2 separate regions of the Mus musculus genome follow, and region 2 is linked to region 1. A link is a loop called in an ENCODE intact Hi-C map of the cell type or tissue named here. Cell type or tissue: left cerebral cortex. All regions are shown on one strand. Each heading gives the region's core, and the rest is flanking DNA. Links, peaks and the distances in the headings are about the cores only.

What was found. A loop is a pair of places that touch in the nucleus more often than their neighbours do. Peaks named below come from ENCODE experiments on the same cell type or tissue, not always from the same donor. Only the 100,000 strongest peaks of a DNase experiment are listed, where the experiment ranks them.
Region 2: it touches region 1 in a loop (5-fold over the local background); 6 of 42 quality-filtered maps call a loop at or near these places.

Annotation. Positions count from the first base shown.
Region 1 is chr8:17,534,945-17,540,415 of GRCm38, forward strand. It overlaps Csmd1 (CUB and Sushi multiple domains 1), which reads right to left and starts at 441. Exons shown (of 70, transcript NM_053171.2): 1 at 1-441. The coding sequence starts at 30. In left cerebral cortex, for the core only: a CTCF peak has its summit at 2,807 (motif pointing left); DNase peaks (open chromatin) are centred at 533, 1,090, 1,467, 2,794 and 1 more place; H3K4me3 peaks cover 961 bases; H3K27ac peaks cover 1,151 bases.
Region 2 is chr8:16,891,840-16,897,310 of GRCm38, forward strand. All of the region lies in intron 3 of Csmd1 (CUB and Sushi multiple domains 1), which reads right to left. Among named protein-coding and RNA genes, the nearest start is that of Gm39136, 390 kb to the right of the region's middle. In left cerebral cortex, for the core only: a CTCF peak has its summit at 2,614; DNase peaks (open chromatin) are centred at 1,313, 2,627, 3,308 and 4,231; H3K27ac peaks cover 842 bases.

The DNA.
Region 1 (5,471 bases), core at 168-5,167:
CAGCGACTTGAATTTCCTCCACGCAGTCATGTCTGCAGATATTCCACACGCACACGACACGGATGGCTCCTCTCGGATGCGCCGGTCTCCTCCGAGGAACAACCGGGCTCTAAACAGAGTCCGGTAATCACCAAAGGGCAAGGCGAGCTGGCAAGAGCTCCGGGTCCCCAGCCCGGCCGCGCATCTGACGCCTCCCGCAGCTCTGCGCGCCCGGCTCGCTCCGCTCCCGTAGCATCGGGTCCGAGCCACTGCGGGGCTGAAGATGCTCTGAGCGAGCGCAGCCCCGGGGCTGCCGGGGCCGGGGACGAGCGCCGGCCGAGCCGGGCAGGAAGGCACCAAGGCGGCGAGGCTGCGGGAGGGGGCGAGGCGGGAGAGGAGCGCGCGCAACCGGGAGCAACCTGGAGCGGAGGCAGCTGGAGAGAGAGCCAGCGAGTGGGAGGTGCGGGAGGGGCGCGGGGGGAGGGGGGAGCAGGGCTGGAGCGGGAGGAAGGCGGGGAGCGAGCGCCGAAGACAGGCTGCTAGAGGCGCAAGGAGCCGCTGCCGTGGTGGCTGGACTCAACCATCCTACCCACCGAGAGGGGAAGGAGGCTGGCACCGCGCAGTCCGGGACTCAGCCTGGCCTCGGGCTTTCAGGCCCCTGCTAGTGCTCCCGCAGGCAGCGCAGCGTTCAGTCTCTGGCGCGGCTGCGCGCAGGCTGGAGCACGGAGACTTGTTGGGCGCTCAAGTGGGAGAAGCCCACGCTGCGCACCGGGGAAAAACCATACAATTGGCCACGCGAGCGAGCCCGAGGGCTCTGTGGGGGCAGGCAGAGGCCAGCCTCCATCCTTCTCTTTCTCTACTGACCAGAAGAAGACCTCTGCCTAAGTTAGGAAAGAAATGCAGGTGGGGGAAGAGAATGGGCCCAGCTGTGACTGAAACTGGGAGCAAAATGGTGCTTTTAAAAGAAATTATAAATTACCTTTGAAAAGGTGACTGTCTGCAACTATGATGAGCCTCTGACAGGTTCCTGTTCTGCTCCTGTTTAGTCCTGTTAGTGTTACCCTCATTGCAAGCCCAGCTCTATGTGGGAAACAAAATGAATCTAAACAACCCAACTGGGCTGCCACCCTGTTCTGGTTGTGAGAGCAGGAGAATTGACAAAAGTGTAGTGAACCCCAGCATCACATCCAGCATTCCTGCAAGAGGGATCAGAAGGAAGTTCCTAAAAGCAGGTCTACTGCAGCCAGTGAGTGCACACAGAGTAAACTACTAGAAAAAGGCTGTAGGTTAATTGAAAAAATCCAAACCAGGTGAAGGCTAGAGTTCACAGATGCTCCATTCTTAGAAAGGATTCGGGAGTTCTAGAGGATAGGATGGAAGGGGCCAGGGATGGACATCTCAGGCCCCCAGCATGGGAACATTCATCCCATGCTGACTGTGAGTTGTTCACACCAAGGAATGAGGATGGTGTGTGGAGGCAGGCTGATGGCCACATCATCGCACCAGCATTGTGCCCACTGTTAGGGGCAGAGTCACGGTGTGCCACTCAAGTTTAGTGTTCTAGAGCTTTCTTGCTCCCTGAAGCCCACGGATGACGTGAGGGCATGAGAGTGACTCCAAAAATGTAGAGTCACCGGCTGTACCTTACCTTCCAAGAGTAACCAGAGACTTTATCCAGCCTAGAATCCTTCTCCTGGAGATTGGAGCTCCCCAGAAAAAAAAAAAAAAAAAAAAAACCCTGGGCTCTGTTCTCCTGCAGGTTTCCCCCAGGCTCTCTTGGAACTGATCTGAAGTTTTTTTGTTTTGTTTGTTTGAAAGTATCCTCCCATTGCTCTTCCCTTATCCCTAGGGGAGAAAATTCCAGGCTATCTCTCTAAAGCAATGGATTGAGAATGATGCCCTGTGTGCTTCAGTGTGACAGGGAGTGGAAGGGGTCACCTACAGTGTGATTTTAAGTCATTCCCCCAGGTGTTATTTACACTCCAGCAAGTGAACAACAACAACAAGACCTATTAGGAGATCCGATAGCTCATCCGCTGCTCCTCCTTAGGACCCATTGATCTACAGAAGCAGCATAGCTGAAGACCTCCATGAGAAACGGTGTCCTGTCTTCTGAATGCCACTCCTAATGACTCATGTCACCAAGAAGGATTTCTGCCATTAAAAACCATTTCCAAATCTCACTTCTTTGTCGGGGGGAGGGGGGGTGTGGGGGGGGGCTCCCAGATGGAGCCATGTTATTAGGGTCCGAATCAAGAATGTTCAGTGTCACCTGAGATGTCAAACACCTTTGCTTTGCACAGAATGGTGGCACTTTGACAACTCAAGATTGAGTGGCTCCTTCATGGCCACAGGCTTAAAGACCCTTTTTCTTTCAGATCCAGGGTGATACAGACCGGTAGAGACAGCACTCAGGAGACAGACGGGGCCATCACCTCAAGTTCAAGCCCAGCCTGGTCTAGGAAGAGAGTTTCAGGCTAGCCAGAGCTACACAGGGAGGCCTTGTCTCAAAACAACAATAATTAAAACACTTTTTGGGGGGATGCTTTTGTTGCAAATTATCTATTTGAGTAAAATTGTAGAGCAACAACAGTCAAAAAAATGACAATCACTTTGTTTCAGATTAGAAAGGAAGAAAGATCCTGAGTCTGGAAGTTAGAACGACCTTGTCAGATTGCAACTTGATTGTGAGCCCAAGGCATAAGACTGTCCAGGAAGAATAGCTCATTTTGGAGGAATGTGATAATATTGGGAATCTCCCCCACCTAGGATCTCAGGCACTTCACAGCCCAGAAGGAAACCATGGGGCTCTGCTGCCATCTAGTGCTCTGCTTTTCTTTTAGGAAAGCCATAATCCCATCTCTTTTTCATCTTCCACTCCGGTCACCTACCTTCTTGGAAGATTTTGCCGAGTATACCTTCATATCCCTATGCCATAGACAAAGAACATTGATAGCATCCTAGAGGGTCTCCCCTCTTTGGGTCTCTGATTTGATATGAGGGCGTAATTTCCCTCAGATCTGAGAAGGCCCTAATTTAGAATTGTTACAAGGTAATCTCAGTGAGGGACAGTGAGATTTCACCCCTAGAAATGCTGCGGGGCCTCTTTGCAGTGACTGGAAGGTTTGTGCCACTGCATGGGTGTGGACATCTTTCTCAGTCTCTGCAGAGCACTCTTCGGCCTCCACAACCTGGATAAGCTACTCTAGAAACATGGTTGGTATCCAGACTGGCCCGGAGGAGTTCAAAGAGAAAGAGCAGAGAGGCCCCTGCTGTGCTGAAAAGATGGCGATGTCCCTGAGGGCCCAGCATCATCCACATGAAGGATGACAACCTAAACGTTCAAGAGATGAAAAGCCCCTGTGAGATGGAATCACCTAAGGAGAGGACAGAAACATGATGCTTGAGATAAATATAGATTGCTTTTCACAATGTACAAATGAGAATACTAATTAGCTGAAGAGCTGTACGGGTATGAAAATCTTAGAGAATACAGCTTGTTGCTAGGATGGCTAAATATGACTTTGTTTGGCTTCCTTAATCCTGTATTTGAAATAGATGGACGATCATGAAAGAGTTGGAGGGGACTTCTTTCTTTAAGAAATCTGGCTACCTATAGGAAGGCACCTCCTTCAAAAGCCAGAAGGTGAACTCTACTTGGATGTTTGTACCCATATAAATCCCTCTCCCCCACAAAAGACCTTAGGACATATACAGTTGATGGCAAGATTCTTCTCTGCCCTGCCACCTCCCTAAGGGGAGAGCATAATGTGACAGGGGTATAGAATGTTCTGACAGTAATATCATATCACTATTCTTTGTAAGTGACCTTAGAATACAGCAATCCCCAGGCCACCATTGAAAGGAGGTAGAGGCACATAAGCAAGTGTGATGACACACGCTGCTGTGCATGACTCTCTTGAGTGGCTCATCCATACTTGCCTGCCAAGCCTTTGCTATGCCTTTCTGATAAAGCAGTGTGTGCATTCTATGTGTGCATGCCTTTAGGGTGGTGGATACTCACGATAAATGGTTCATTGCATAGATTAAGAGACTTGTGAATCCTCTTTCATCATTATGTAGCTTGCCTGAAAGGGCACTCTAGGAACCATGGGCATCTCTGTGCATAACAATAACTTAAATCAGTGTGATGTTTTGTATATACTTGGCCCAGGGAGTGGCACTATTAGATGCTGTAGACTTGTTGGAGTAGGTGTGTCACTATCAGTGTAAGCTTTTTTTTTATTAGATATTTTCTTTATTTACATTTCAAATATTATCCCCTTTCCTGGTTTCCCCTTCGAAAACGCCCTATCCCCTCATCCTTCTCCCTGCTCATCAACCCACCCATTCCCACTTCCTGACTTTGGCATTACCCTACACTGGGGCATAGAGCCTTCACAGGACCAAGGGTCTCTCCTCCCATTGATGATGGACTAGGCCATCCTCTGCTACATATGCAGCTTGAGTCATGAGTCAAGAAACCATGTGTTTTCTTTGGTTGGTGGTTTAGTCCCTGGGGCTCTGGGGTTACTGGTTAGTTCCTTGTTCAAGATGCCTAGAAGCTAATCCTCTCCTAGCAACCTTCAGATGAAGATGTAGAACACTCAGCTTCTCCAGCACCGTATCTGCCTGGATGCTTCCTGCCTTGATGATAATGGACTGAACTTCTGAATGTGTAAGCCAGCCCCAATTAAATGTTGCCTTTATATGAATTGCCTTGGTTATGGTATCGGTTCACAGCAGTAAAATCGTAAGGCATCTGGTCATCTGTATTATGGACGTGCACGTGGCTGGTTTCAACCTCAAAGTAAGCAGTTTTTCTTGGATAAGATCTATGATTTGGCATTTCCAAGTTCAAGGTGACATGGTTATATCAGAGGTAATACTTTGACAAATACTGGTATCAGAGATGAACCTTGGAGTCAAAAGAGTCTGCTTTGAGTCATACATTTACCTTCTTCTCAGCAAGCAAGCATGCAAACAAATGTAGTCTGTGTTTCCTCATCTGCGATGTATGTAATGAGGTCTCCCTTACCCAGTATTGAAACAACATCAGACATACAGTAAAGCTTCAAAGACGGGGTCTCCTTTCCCCACACAACCCACCTCTGAAATGGAAGAAAGAGAAGCAGCCAGATGGGGAAGGTATTCCACCAGCACCAACTCATAGTTTACAATTTCAAACTGGAATTGGGGAGACAAAAAAGAAAAAAAAATTCAGTTGTTATCTCCCAGTTTGTCACAAGGTGAATCCAGCTGACACCCAGAGGGGAAACTGAAGATTCCTTTGCTCTGACTTGCAAGGCAGCCTCCTAGCCATATCCTGAGGCTCCGTGGAACAGAAGCCATCTTGAAAGCCATCCTCTGCAGCTAGGTGGCTGGCCACTGGGCCCGCTTATTAGTAATGCTTTCCTTCTGCAACAAGACTGCCCAACATGGAATCACCATGCACATTCGCCAGCCCAGGCTACTGTGGCACGTCAGAGAGA
Region 2 (5,471 bases), core at 209-5,208, 640 kb before region 1:
AGAACTTCAAGGATTCTGGCTAAATGAGAAAGTGTCTACATTTTAAACTCATAAATTAAAGATCCTGAGGGGGGGGGAAATCTCGAAAATGGAAACCTGTGCAGAAATGATAACTATTTTTGCAAACTCTTTCTAATAAGGATGTTCCCCCAACAGTGTTATTCACGTCTGGTGGGAATATGATTAGGTACATCCATGTGGGAAATATCTCAGTACCAAACATAGAACCCTAAAATATTTCAATCACTGAGAAAGTTGAAGCAACCTTATGTTAGAAAGTATCTAAGATAAGGTTATGTCAGATTACTGAGTTGGTTCTAGAACGAGATTCGGGAAGTCCATGAATCAATCTGTAGCTCAGTTAGGACTGTAGTGAACATGGGAGCTTTTATCATATGTAAACTAAAGCACAGGACTCCAATTTCAGCAACTAGTCACTATTATCTTGGGTTGAGTTGCTTTAAGACAGGACAGAGGAGTACGTGTGACAGGCAAGCAGAATGCCTGTCTCTATGTTCACAGATTGCTCTACAGGTTGTTTATGGGATAAAAGAATTGACATCATATTTTAATTGCAATAAAACTATGTTGCACTTCTAGGCAGCTGCTCTGAAACATGACAGCACCCACCACTGGCCCTTGTCTGCCCTAATGAAATCCCTGATATTAGAAGGGAACAGCAGATCCACAGGCACAGTTGTGGTTCTTGTACTTAGATGACATCTTCTAAACGGTTGTGAACACATGGCCTGTGCCCAGTGCTGGATAAGATCCAGTAATAGACACCCAAGGGTGTGGAATGTGTCACCAGCTCCATGTTCATATTGTCCTTGAATGCCCTGGCAGTTCTCAGGGCCATTCCTCAGCATTTCATTATGAGCAGAGAGGGGGATTTTTCTGGCTTAAATCCATGTATATATATATGTGTGTGTGTGTGTGTGTGTGTGTGTGTGTGTGTGTGTGTGTGTGTGTGAATATATGGATATATGCAATAAGTATCATCTCAGGCAAGCATTTTTACTCACACTTATTCTAGAGACAGCTCTTTCCATTTTCACCAAATGTACTAAACACAAGGGGTTGAATCTGAACTTTGCATAATGGTAACCTGCTCAAGAAAAGTTCACACTGTGAGTGGATCACTGCTAGGCAACTCAGAGTGAATGGTTGATTCTGGTATTCACAGCTAATTTCAGTGTAGGTTCTTAGGGGGAAAACCGAATGACACACTAGCGTGAGGTAGATAATGAGGCAGCATGCCTAACCACTCATCTCTGGTGATAAGAAAGACCTAGTGTTTGCCAGCATCTTTCAGTGACAAACGTATCAGAAACAGATGGCGCCAGCGCCAGCAGCATGAGTCCTGGACATCCTTCAGTAGACCCAGACACAAATCACCAGACAGGCACATTGAAACACAGACATGTCAAAGATAGCTCATCCTTATATAGGTCTGTCTGTAGCTTGCACTGTCTAGAACATTGGCTGCAGCTGGAATGACAGGCATCAGCTGAGTCAGGAAAAAGATGGTACAGCTCCCATGACCCTTCTTATACAGCTCAAACCTCCTTTCTGTTCTCAGTAGTATAGACATATAGCTGGGAGTGTGGACTTGCATTAAGAAATAATAATACATTTTTGATCAAGAGTATCCCCATTCAAGGTTCCCTTCCCCTCTTTTGGCTAATGGTTAATTAAATTTGAATTCATAACATTTGATCACACTTTTCACCATAGTTTAACATATAAAATTTCTTTGGGGGGCAGTGGAGACTTGATTACATTGTAGCAAATTAAAAATAGTAATTTCCAATAACAAAATATGAACGGAAAGTATACATATAATTTTCCATGCCTTCCAAGAATTTGACAATGAAGTCAAACTTTGACATAGATATAGAAATAAGAACAGAAAGAAAACTGACCAGGTGTATTCCTCTTTGTCTATTCTTTGTTACACCCTACATATCTGTGGAGAGAAAATGAATATACTCAAACACTTTTTACACTTGCTACATTTGCATATAAATGTAGTTAATTCCACAGTCTACAGGTATTTTTTTTTAAAAAGGTCAAGGTAACATGCGTTGATAATAAATATGGCTAAGATGTCATACTCCTTGAACGTAGTCAGTACTCCTTGAAAGGCACCCATAAACCTGCCTGGGCCAGACTGCCATGAGTGTCCACTGACTTCATCACACTCCATACTGACTGCGTATGAACAAAAGAAATTGCTGAAAGCAATGTTAAAGCACAAATTTCATTGTTTTCAGATGAAATTGAATATATTGCTCACATAAGAATATTACTGACAACCTCATTTTACACCAGTTTTCTGTCCTCGGTGAATGTTTCTCTCTCTGGAAAGGTCTTCTTGCTGCTTTTCATGTAATTTAGTATCTAAAAGGAGAGGTATGTAAATTTCCTAAACGATCGTGAAAATTGATAACAAAATCTAGTGTTGACTTTCATCTCTCAACTGATTAAAGTTAGTCAGAAATGTTTGATCCTTTTACTGCCCCAGGTTGCTCTAAGCAAGAGGTGAGTGAGGGTGGATCTGCTGGGAGGTGCAGATATATGTGAGTCCTTTAGTGACCCATAGGTGGCGCTAGGCCCCCAGAAAGCACCAGCTCATTCTCTGAGTTTCAGATTAAATCTGGATAGGATCTTATATAATCAATGTGGACATAATTTAGCTACCTCTAGTATGATATCTGAACTACAAGAAGCCTAAGCAAGCACTGGAACAGCAGAAAGAAGAGACAGACAAACGATGACAACTTAAAAAGACCATGAGGCGGTAGAATTGAACTGCTCCAGAGAACTTCAATCAGCCAGGTGGTCTTCAGTAATAAATGCTTTAAATTCATGTATTCAACGCTGTGAAATTAAAACGTGTGAATTTGAGAATAGCATATCCCGTCACCAGGTCTCAGATTCACACTTAGTTTGCCTGAAGTGGTCAGTAAGGAGATGCCCTTAGAATGCAAATGGGAATGACCCAGACGATGGTAATCAGAGGGAGATGAGTAAGGATATTGTGCGCTCTTAGTGGTGTTTGTTTGTGTAGCTGGCAGGAAGGGAGCTGGCTTGTGACAGCATGGTAACAACTCATTTATAACCTCACACTTTTAATTACTGTGGAGATAGCTTGTTTAAATGGTAATATTCCCAGAGATTTCTGTAGTAATTAAACTTCATATTGGAGTCAGATATGTATCAGATTCAATGAAGAATCATCTAAGATCTGACAAGCACTTTCACTTTCCAAGGTTTAGAATGCATTTTAATCAATGGTGTGTGTGTGTGTGTGTGTGTGTGTGTGTGTGTGTGCGCGCGCGCGCTAGCGCTCTACAGTTTCTTGTTTCCTACATAAATATTTGAATTGCAAATAAAGGCTTCATGGTTTTCAAAGACACTTATTTTCATCATTTTCTTCCCGTTTCCTTTTCACATTTTCAATCTTTCTTCCCTGCCTCCCTTCCTTCCTCCCCTTTCTTCTCCCTGCTGGGGGTTGACCTAGGGCCTTGAGCATGCTAGGAAAGTGATTCAGATTGAATTATATCCCCTCTTTTCTACTTTGAGATAGCTCCTCATTAAGTAAAATACTCATCTATCCTTAGATAATATATTATTTTTCCTATTTAAAACAATCAATTTCTTGTTTCTCTCTCTCTCTCTCTCTCTCTCTCTCTCTCTCTCTCTCTCTGTGTGTGTGTGTGTGTGTGTGTGTGCACAATGAATATGGGCAGGCATGCACAGTGTGGCCCATCCATTGAACTATCTCCCTAGATCCAGCCTTTTTCTCCATTTTTTAAAATGCCCGACAGTGAGATTCAGTCCTTTCTTAATGGAACTCTTATGTTGTATAGCAGGTTTTAAAAGTTCCTATTAGTAATTATGGATGAAATGCTTTATAGAAAAACGAGTTTAGGCTTGAAAGTCTTTCAAATTTATTTTTCAATTATTTATAAAAATGATTTTTTTCTACACCTACATTGTAGATACCCACAAAGCTTCTACAAACATTGTACATGGGAGAGATTTCTTATGCAAATGATCCACACTGCAAGGCATCTGATTGTGTTAATTTCTTGCAGTTCGAGCCATCCTTATTCTCCTCATGCAGAACACAAATGTCCTCACCAAGGAGCGGGTACAGGTGGATCATGAACTGAATTCATTAGTGGGCAGAGCCTTCCGTCTGGGTACAAATGCTTCCCTCATGTAAATTACTTTTTGCACTTTAGCCCCTCCCAATTGGTGCACATATATTTCTGATTTTCTGCCCAGCATTTTTCATGAAAGGAGAACATATTGCAGAACTAACATTTAACAGAGCTCAAAAGCTGCAATACACAGACAAGGAAACTGAGTCACCAAGTTGGCTCCCAGCTTCCATATGACACGCAGCTGGCTAATGTCAAATGAACAGACTTAGCACCATATCTGTACACTTCTCATTTGTTTGCAGAAAGTGACTTTAGAATAATTTCTAAGAAATTCATTAAAGTTTAATGTGGGAAGCCGCCCCCACATTCGCCGTCACAAGATGGCGCTGACATCCTGTGTTCTAAGTTGGTAAACAAATAATTTGCGCATGAGCCAAGGGTATTTACGACTACTTGTACTCTGTTTTTCCCGTGAACGTCAGCTCGGCCATGGGCTGCAGCCAATCAGGGAGTGATGCGTCCTAGGCAATTGTTGTTCTCTTTTAAATAGAAGGGGTTTCGTTTTTCTCTCTCTCTTGCTTCTTACACTCTGGCCCCAAAAAGATGTAAGCAATAAAGCTTTGCCGTAGAAGATTCTGGTTGTTGTGTTCTTCCTGGCCGGTCGTGAGAACGCGACGAATAACAATTGGTGCCGAATTCCGGGACGAGAAAAAACTCCGGACTGGCGCAGGAGGGATACTTCATTTCAGAACCAGAACTGCGGATCACGTTTATAAAGGTTCCCGTAACACAGACTGTTGAGAAGGATTCAACTGCCGAATTCAGAACTCATCAGCTGGGGAACGACGGTGATAAAGGTTCCCGTAAAGCAGACTGTTAAGAAGGATTCAACTGTATGAATTCAGAACTTTTCAGCTGGGGAACGAGAGTACCAGTGAGTATGTTTGGCCTTGAATTTTTTCTGGTGTTAGGAGCCCTTTTGTTCTTTTTCACATGCTATCAAGTGATTAAGATAGGGCTGAAAATTCTAGAGGAAATTCAGGACAATCTATCAGAAGTAAAGCGGGGAGAGAGAGTAGGAACAAAGAGGAAGTATGGTACACAAAATAAGTATACAGGCCTTTCCAAGGGTCTTGAACCCGAGGAAAAGTTAAGGTTAGGTAGGAATACCTGGAGAGAGATTAGAAGAAAAAGAGGAAAAAGGGAGAAGAAAAAAGATCGATTAGCGGAGGTCTCTAGGAGATACTCGTCACTAGATGAGCTCAGGAAGCCAGCTCTTAGTAGCTCTGAAGCAAG